Regions from separate parts of the Homo sapiens genome. Here region 1 is linked to region 2. Evidence: read pairs that join two places in POLR2A ChIA-PET (ENCODE). Cell type or tissue: PC-3. All regions are shown on one strand.

The links. ChIA-PET counts read pairs that join two places held together with the same protein. Peaks named below come from ENCODE experiments on the same cell type or tissue, not always from the same donor. Only the 100,000 strongest peaks of a DNase experiment are listed, where the experiment ranks them.
Region 1: POLR2A ChIA-PET joins it to region 2 with 14 read pairs; 4 of 35 experiments call an interaction of 5 or more read pairs at or near these places.

Annotation. Positions count from the first base shown.
Region 1 is chr1:93,796,574-93,801,573 of GRCh38, forward strand. It overlaps a transcript of BCAR3 not described here. Among named protein-coding and RNA genes, the nearest start is that of MIR760, 48 kb to the right of the region's middle. In PC-3, no CTCF peak of the experiment used is centred here; a DNase peak (open chromatin) is centred at 1,978; H3K4me3 peaks cover 374 bases; H3K27ac peaks cover 4,305 bases.
Region 2 is chr1:93,735,410-93,740,409 of GRCh38, forward strand. It overlaps a transcript of BCAR3 not described here. Among named protein-coding and RNA genes, the nearest start is that of BCAR3, 56 kb to the left of the region's middle. RefSeq lists an enhancer at 2,159-3,358. In PC-3, no CTCF peak of the experiment used is centred here; DNase peaks (open chromatin) are centred at 552 and 3,082; H3K4me3 peaks cover 626 bases; H3K27ac peaks cover 4,558 bases.

The DNA of each region.
Region 1 (5,000 bases), 61 kb after region 2:
GAACCCGGTACCTCAGATGGAAATGCAGAAATCACCTGTCTTCTGCGTCGCTCACGCTGGGAGCTGTAGACTGGAGCTGTTCCTATTCGGCCATCTTGGCTCCTCCCCAACACTTATAGTCTTATTTGTCTTCGCTTCCAAACAAAAATATCCATTTCCTATATATTATTTTGAATAGGGGTAAAAATTAGGAACCATGTTTCCATGATTTCAGGATTCCAGATGTTCTGGGGACAGAACAATTCTTCCTGAATTTGTTTGCAATCTAAAACTGAAATTGGATTCCAAATATTATTATTTAGTATGGTTCCATCAACTGCCTGTTGGGAGAACACGGGTATTATTAAAAATGATCCCAATTTCCACTAGCTATACTGCATTATATTTCTGGTTACTGTATATGTGGGTTGCTGAAGCCCTAAGAGTACAGGCTGTGTACCCTGGTAGCAATTTTCCAGGAAGAAGAGGGCCCATATGTTTTCCATAAATGTATACCTTGTGCTTCTGCATCCAAAACGACTGGCCACGTTTTAGAGGCCACTTCTGCTTCCATTTGGATTAGCATGGTCAATAACCTTGTTGAATTTGAACCCATGCTTTTTCTGATTGTTGGGCTTTGGCATAGTCCCTCGTTAGCCAGGCAGTTTGATTCACCCATTTAGCAATAGCATCATTATCTTTCCATGCAGCTTCTCAACCCTCACTTTCCTTCTGAAAGAGTATGCTTTTTATTCTACTTAGGTTGGTAAGTATCAACTTTTCTTGTAAATGTCTTTCTTCATTAAATACATTCTCAACTTGTCTTAATGTCCCAAGTCCTGCCTCTATTGCATTTAAGGCTCTTTTTACAATTTAGTTTGTTTGGAAAAGAAGTTTAGTTAAGCTTTGTTAATAATGGAGTATATCTCCTTTCAGTAAAGTTGGTTCATATAAACTGCCATTTACTTTCATAGGTCAACCTGTAATTATCTCATGGGATAATTGACATATTATTCCAGAAGGAGCTGCTCTTAGGTTAAGCAAAACCAGTGGAAGAGCCTGGGGCCAAGTAATAGGAAAAGCTTTCGATAATTTTCTAGCTGGGTTTTATTTTTGATATATTCATTCTACCAATCAGAAGACTGGGCATGGTATGTACAATAAAAATATTGGAAAATAGGCCAGATTATACAAATTAAGTGAATTATCTGTTCAGTGAAATGAGTTCCCTATTTCTATGTAATTTGGAAAGAATTCCTCAAAAGGAAATTATCCATTCCAACAAACATTTTCCTACTGTCTCAAGGAAATTCTTCAACCCAATGAGAGAACATATAAATCATAACCAATACATATTTATAACCCTGAGCTGGAGGTAAGTGGATAAAATCCATTTGTCAAATATTGAAAGGGCCGGTGGGCAAAGGTAAATGCCCTTGAGATCTAGAAGAGGCTTTCCTGGATTATATATAGGACAAATTGGACATTTAGCACAAACCTTATGAACTACTGTGGGTGAGGGTTTCCAGTAATAGTGTTTTCCCCAGGCAAATATTTTCTCAAGTCCCCAGTGAATGAGTTCATGGACATGCTGTAATATAGGAAATTGATATCCCAAAGGCAAAATAGGGATGTGCTTTCCTGTCACTGGGTCTATATTATATTTTGCAAGTTGGGGGAAAAGCATTCTCCCTTAGTCATATTTGCTTTTTCCGCTTTGGAGCCTTTTCTTGAGCCCCTTCACTTTAAACATGGCCATCTCTACAGTTTCATTTGATATTAGCATTAAGCTAATTTTTATTTTTATTTTTTTTGCTCAGCATCAGCAAAATTATCTCCTTCACTCCAGGGAGTCATGTTTGGAATGTCCAAGACTCTTAACAATAGCCAATTTTTTTTGGTAACTGGATGGCTTCCAGAAGATCAGAAACTTGAGAGCCATGTTTAATAGGATGTCCAGAGGAGGTTAAATAACCTCGCTGTTTCCATAACATTCCAAAGACATGAGCTGCACCAAAAGTGTAATGGCTGTCAGTATAAATATTAGTTATTTGATTTTTGGCCAGTTAGACAACCTCTGGTGAGTACTATTAATCCAGCCAACTGTGCTGACTTTACTTTAGGCAAGAAATTGCTCTCTATGATGTCTACATGAGACACAACGACATAGCTTGTTTGGTATTTTTCAAACTTATCCTTTAGATATGATCCATCTGTGAACCAGGTAACATCAGCATTTTGTAGTGGTATCTCCTGCAAATTCTGACTGGGCATCAAAAGCTGTTCTATTAGTAATAGAACTATACAGCATACAGACTGTATGCTGTTCCATACAGTCATGAGGTAATCTCCTCAGTTGCTTCAAGAAGTAACTTGTGAGATTAAGAGTATTACAGCAAGAGAGGGTAATGTGTGGAGCAGAGAGTAAAAGTACATTGTAATAAAGCCAATCAGTTGACAGAAAAATATTGTGTATGATGTGAATTCAAAAAAGCTTCTGCAGAATGAAGTACATATATAGTCAAGGGAGCCTCCATTAGTTTCCTGAGTAGCCTTGAGAAATATGATAATGCCTGAAATGGCCCTCCAACAAGGGGGCAGCCCGTGAGCTATAGAGTCTATTGCTGACTATCAGAGCCAACAGGTCTATATTTTCCCCCGTGTTTTGGGGCTGGAACACCCAGGATGATGCCATGGCTTCCATAAACAAAGAACAAAAATGGTAGCTGATAATTTGGATGGCTCAAAGCAGGCGCCCTTGTAAGATTTTCCTTTATTTACTGAATAGTTATTTGTTCTTAGGATATCCAATGTATGGGGTCAGGTTGATCTTTCAACAATGCATGTAAAGACTGTTCCATGAAAGAAAAATTGGGTAACTAACTGTGTCAGTAGCCAGCTAAGCCTAAAACACTCCTAAGCTGTCTTTCAGTCTTTGGAGTTGGGTATGCAAAAATTCCAGTTACTTTATCTGAATTTATATGTATTTCCTCCTTAGAAATTAAATTTCCCAAATGTTTTATTTCTGTTAAGCAATATTGGAATTTTTCTTTAGATAACTTATGTCTTGTTTCAGCTAATTGTTCCAGCAATTACAGGGTGTGTTTTTTACAATCATGAAGAATGGAAAAGCATAACAAGAGATCATCCACATACTGAACTAGAGTGGAATTTCCTCAAAATTTAGCTCAGCCATCTCAGCCCTTAATATTTTGAAAAATAGTTGGGCTTCCAGTATAACCTTGAGGCATAACAGTCCAGGTATATTGACAGCTGTTCCAGGTAAAGGCAAACAAATATTGACTGTCAGGACCTACTGGTATGCTAATAAACAAAAAGCACTGCATAAATCAGTTAGTGAAATTCACTGCCTACTGGTATGTTAAATAAAGGAGTGTGTAGGGATTTGGGACTACTGAATGATGGGGAATCACAATCTTGTTAATGGTTCTCTAATCTTGTATAAACCTCCATTCCTTCCTATTAGATTTTCATGCTGGGAGGATGGGAGTATTACAAGGACTGGTGGAAGAGATAATCCATCCTTTATCAATAAAATATTTGATTATTGATTTTATTTCTATTATCGCTTCCTGTTATTGTTTAATATTTGGACATGGAAGTGGTTTATTTGGATCCATTCATATCCATATTGGGGTAGCTGTTAAGATTTTTATGACATTGGTGGATGATTCAGACCATAAATAATTAGGGATTTGGCTTAATAAAGCATCAAGATGGCTGGGCATGGTGGCTCACATCTGTAATCCTAGCACCTTGGGAGGCCAAGGTGGGCAGATCCCTTGAGGTCAGGAGTTCGAAACAAGCCTGGCCAACATGGTGAAACCCTGTCTCTATTAAAAATACAAAAAAATTAGCTGGGCGTGGTGGTGTGCACCTGTAATCCCAGCTAGTTTGGAGGCTGAGGGAGGAGAATTGGTTAAACCCGGGAGGCAGAGGTTGCAGTGAGCTGAGATTGTGCCACTGCACTCCAGCCTGGGTGACAGAGTGAGACTCTGTCTCTAAATAAATAAATAAATAAATAAATAAGAAGGAAAGCAAGCATCAAGTTCTTTATTTGTCTTAATATTTGATGACTGAATTTGGATGATTATCTGCTCTGAATTTTCTGATTTATAATTTTGAATCAATCCTCTTTCAGTTATTTTTTTAAAATATTTTTCTTCTTTCTGAAAAAGAAGTATGAGCACTATAAAGTTCTAGAAAATCTCCTCCCATAAGATGTATCGGTGTAGAAGGCTCCAAAGAAAAGAAGGATGTTCATCTAAATTTCCCTATTGGAAAGGCAGAGATTCTGATTTGTATGTAGTCACTGGTTGAGTATATATCCCTATCATTTGAACTGTTTGATTACGCTGAGGAAGAACACTCTTTAAAAAGGTAGGGTTGAGAACAGAAAGGGTAGCTCCCATGTCAACTAATGCTTTCGTTTATTCTCTATTTATACATAGTTCCACTTCCCGCAGAGTATTGCAAAAGAAAAGGGAAAGCCCTCTTGATTCCCTCGGAGCCCGTATTCCTCTTTTCCTTTTCTTCCTTTTGTTTCTATGCCCATTTCAGTATTCTGCAATTTTTCTTTAGATGTCTTGTTTTCTTGCAATAACAACAAACATCTTTAGATGTTTCTGAGGCTTCTTTTGAAAGCAAGGCCTCTGTTTAGATCAGGTAAACTGAGCAGTAAGTTGTTGAATCTGTAAATTCATGATTTTAGCGGCTTCGTTGTCTTTCTTATTCTGTATAACTGGCCAATTTATCGCAAGTTTCACTAGTTCCAAAGTGTGCACAGAATCCCAATTTATTTGGTGCATTTTGACCACCTTGGCCAATTGCTCATCCAATCTCTAAAAGAAGGTTAAAATTAAAATAGAATCATTCTGATGATTCCTTAGACTTTCTTCATTCATTTCCAAATATTGTCTAAAACCCTTTTCAAATCTTTCAAAGTAATCCAGCACGATCTTGTTTGGTTTTTGTTTACATTGCTGGACTTTAGACCAGTC
Region 2 (5,000 bases):
GACAACATGGGATCATTTTGAGAACTTCCCAAACATCAGGCACTTTTGCTTTCGGAGACCACATCCCATATTAAAAAATTATTAAAATGTGCTCCACATGAAATAGAACATATATAACCACATCAGAGTTGAGCTCAGATGCAGCTGGCTAGTTGGAATCATTTTATATTTTGTAGACATTTAATTCAATTTATCAATTTTGATTCTGGAGTTTCCTTTCCTTATTTTGAAAAATACATATAGTTTTTCAAGTCTCAAAAATCTTTACAGGCCCATGAAAAGCTCATTTATCCATTTATTGCATAAAGTGGTCTTGAGATAATATTCTCAGAGAGAAAAGATGATATTTTGGACCAAGGCAGCTCGCTTCCATGGCCTGCGCCAGTAAATAAGCTTCTAGCTTCCACTGGTAGGAGCCAAACTTCCTTAGGAGTTTGAAGCACAGCATTTGGTGGCCTTCCTATGGATTCTGCAGGCAGAGCAGAGAAAGAACATTCCTGCCACCAGAATTGAGGGTTGTATCTATGAGTGGGTGGTAAGCCCTAGTTCCTAAATAAGGTATTTGGAATGCAAAACAATCCAGCCAGACTAGTCACTGCACACTGACCACAGTGTGAAACTTGGAGCATCTGGGAGAGAGAAAACAGACAGCGTGGTAGGAAGAAAGAGGAGCTAGTATAATTATTGAATTAAATTAAGAAAAGAATCATGCAATTCCATTTTAAAACAATAAATTGAACATTCAATTGTATGAAGAGATGTGATAAGAAGTTTATTTATTTATTTTTTGTTTTTGAGATGGAGTTTCACTCTTGTTGCCCAAGCTGGAGTGCAATGGCGCGATCTCGGCTTACTGCAACCTCCACCTCCCTGGTTCAAGCTATTCTCCTGCCTCAGCCTCCTGAGTAGATGGGATTACAAGCGCGTGCCACTGCACCCAGCTAATTTTTTGTATTTTTAGTAGAAACGGGGTTTCATCATGTTAGAGGCTGGTCTCAAACTCCTGACCTCAGGTGATCTGCCCGCCTTGGCCTCCCAAAGTGCTGGGATTACAGGCGTGAGCCACCGTGCCTGGCCAATAAGCAGTTTAATTATAAAATATGCCAGACACTCTACTAAGCCCTACAGAATGGTAGGTGCCCTCAAACTGTTCATGTATGTAGACAGAAATATGTGTGATTCCTTTGCATAATATGGTAATGGAACAAAGAATACCAGCAATAATTATGGGGGAATGGACAAGAAGACAGTAACTAATATGGCACTAAGGGGGTCCAGGAAGATTTTACAGAGATGATGGCCTCGTCACTGGATTTTGAAGGATAAAAGAAACTATTCCAAGTGATAAAAGGAGGGAAAAAATTCCCAGGAAAAGTAGGCAAAATGAGCAAAGCTATGAAAATAAAAAATCATCATGGTTAACTTTCGTTGAGTGCTTTCTGTGTGCTGGGTTTTGTTAGGCTTTTGCATTTTATGCTATAGACCTTTCTGAAAGCATGGTCTACGGTCCATCTGCATCAGAATCATCTTACGCATGTTGAAATGCAGATTCCAGCTTCTCCTGTTGGATCAGAAGCTCTGGGATGGGGCTCTCTAACCTGAGTTTTAAGAAGCTCTCCAGGTGATCCTTTTGCACACTCAAGTTTGAGAACCACTGCTAGAAGCCATTTAGATATGTGACCATTTTTAAGTTGTGGAGTGCTGTGGTCAGATTTGCTTTTCAGAAAGCAAATTTTTGAGCAATGTATGAATTGGAGAGGGGAAAGCCTCAAAGCAGAACAGTGGTGATGGTGAAAGTCTGGAGTAGAGAGATAGCAGTTGTACTGGGTTGAATGGTGTCCCCCAAGAATTCCTGTTCACCCAGAACCTCAGAATGTGATCCTATTTGGAAATAGGGTCTTTTGCAGGTGTAATTAGTTACGATGAGGACATAGTGGATTCGGGAGGGCCCTAAATCTAGTAATTGATGCCTATATAAGAAAGAGGAGAGAGAGATGTACCTAAGCACAGAGAGACACACAGGGAAGAAGCCATGTGACAACAGAGGCAGAGCCTGGAGTGATGCAGCTACAAGCCAAGGAATGTCGGGGATGTTGGCAATCACCGGAAGCAAGGAGACAGGCACAGGATGGTTCTCCCCTTGGAGTCTCCAGAAGGAACCGACCCTGCTGACATCTTGATTCTGGACTTTTGGCCTCCTGAACTGTAAGAATAAATTCATGTTGTTTTAAGCCACCCAGTCTGTGGTCATTTGTTACAGCAACCCTAGGAAGCCAATACAGTGGTATCAAGAGGCATTTCAGTGGCAAAATCATAAGGACATAGGGATCAGATTGGAGAAAGAGTGAGGTATGAACAATTAATTATTCAAAAGTTTCTGTTTGGGTGGTCAATGATGAAACTGTGCAACAATAAAGCATGGGCTTGGGGTAATTTTTTTCAAGATGGGCTCTTGCTCTGTCACCCAGGCTAGAGTGCAGTGATGTGATCATAGCTCACTGTAACCTTGAAATCCTGGGCTCAGGTGATCCTTCCATCTCAACCTCACAAGTAGCTAGGATAAGCAAGCACAACCATGCCAGCCTTATTTTTTTATTTTTATTTTTTAAAGACGGGGTCTTGCTTTGCTGCCTTGGCTGATCTTGAACTCCTGGCTTGAAGCGATCCTCCTGCCTTGGCCTCTCAAAGTGCTGGGGTTACAAGCATGAGCCACTGCACCCAGCTCCTGGGCTTGGATTTAGAAGATCAGAGTTTAATTCAAGCTTTGAAATCTACCAATAGTAAGGTGGTGGAACCTTAGTTTTTTCATCTTCAAAGTAGGGACAATATTACTCACCTCATAGTATTGTTATGAGGATTCAATGACATATCATCAAGAAATGTGGACATTCCTGACACTCAATACTTTCATGCTCATTTCCAAAAAGGGAAATTTAAAATGAAATGAAATTGAGGAGAATAACTTGTCTAATAGGCATTCCCAAGCCACAGTTACCACCTCAATGCACTCTGAGCCTACCCTGCAGGCCGGTGATGGAGCTAAGCTTGTGCTCCGCCCTCCCCCGCCATGGGTCTCAGTGCCAAGGATGAGCTGCACTGGGAAGGAATGCACAGAGGTCCCGGCAGAGCTGACCGCAGGTCGGAGATGAGTCTCCGCCTGGCACTGGCATCTTCCATGGTGGTTAACAGCTTGTCTGTGAAGTCCCCATCAGAGGGCTGGGCAGGGCAGGGCAAGGCAGATCAGCAGCTAAGTCCAAGGAAGCCTGGTGGGAGATGCTGGTGGGGAGAGCACTGGTCGGGGAGCAGTTACAGTCATTAAGAAGCCAGTCCTGAGTCAGCCAAGACAGGGTGGGGCGGGGGGTGCCAGGGTTAGGACTGGGGGTGCCAGATAAAATACAGTCTATCCAGTTAAATTTGAACTTTGTATTTATTATTAGTTGAATCTGGCAACTTTAGTTAGGACCCTTCAGGTGAACAAAGGATAACCTGAGAGCCAGGGCCAGAGAATAGGAGCCGTGGGAAGAGCAGAGGGGCAAAGCCTTGGCCTCTGTCCTCTGAGGATATGTTTTCCTGACCCCACCCAAGCAACTGGTGGAAAGGCACCTGGCACTGCCTCTAATCTCCTGGAATTCCCACCTTGACTTGCTGGACAATACTGAACGTTTTTCGTCCTCTGTGCTGTAGGTGTTAATCTCCCAGGTTCTGCTCCCTGGGTTTCAAGCGGTACAACTGGGAAATAAACTTCCTTTCCCCAGGGAAATTGTCCTCTCTGGGTGGCATGGTTACATGACAGCTGCCGCAACCTTAGATGACCCCTACTCCAGTTAAGACGAGACATTTCAGAGCCACAGAGGAGCCTGTGAGATGGGAAATGCAGTGCTACTCAAGGATGGGTGAAAATTAGGGTTAAGTAGTGATTAGAATCAGTTAAGTGTTAATAGAAGGGGTGCCTAGATGTTCATATCTCCCAAATTTAAGGACCTCTATATTTAAAAAAGAACTAGTAATGACTGATTAAAATCTTTATGTTTTAATCTTTTAATACAGTATTAAAATATTCTAAAATAAAAAATGACCAAAAATGTATAGTGTCATCTTTGACCCAGTTAACCTTGCCTATAGAAATGTAGCCTCTTAGAACGCATGCAGGGCCCTGAGCTGGAAGGATCCCACAGCTGGTTTAATGCTCTGCGATTGTCATCTTGCAATTCTTAATAACTTTAGAATGAGGCCCTCCCTACATGTTCATTGTGCACTGAGCCCTACCAATTACGTACTCAGCCCTGCCCTAAGGGGATGGAATATGCCTAAAAAATGAGTACAGTACATGGAAGAAAAGAGCTGGCCAGGTGCAGTGGCTCATGCCTGTAATCCCAGCACTTTGGGAGCCTGAGGCGGGTGGATCACCTGAGGTCAGGAGTTTGAGACTAGCCTGGCCAACATGGTGAAACCCCGTCTCTACAAAAAATATAAAAAATTAGCCAGGCATCATGGCCCATGCCTGTAATCCCAGCTACTCGGGAGGCTGAGGAAGCAGAATTGCTTGAACCTGGGAGGCGGAGGGTGCAGTGAGCCGAGATCATGCCACTGCACTCCAGCCTGGGTGACAGAGTGAAACTCCGTCTCAAAAAAAAAAAAAAGAAAGAAAGAAAAAGAAAAGAGCCTCCGAAATACCAGCCCAAATTTGATACGTGGTGGCACAAAATCACAACAGGAAGGCATTTTCATCTGGGGAGAAAAGTCAAGTCAACTCCGGCAGGTATCTTGTCACCCAGGAAGCTGCTCATGGTGACACCAAATGCCGACAACAATGGCTAGGTGTGTGTGGCATCCAGGCCTAGGAAACTCAGCATGTCCACAGAGATGTTCTTTCCCACAGACACAGGCGTTAACAGCACAAAGTCAAAGGGGCATGCTGTGGAGGGAGAGGCTTCCAGCCTCAGCCACAAGCTGGGCCATCCACTTTTAACTGCACAGAGAGCAGCCTCTAGATCCTCAGA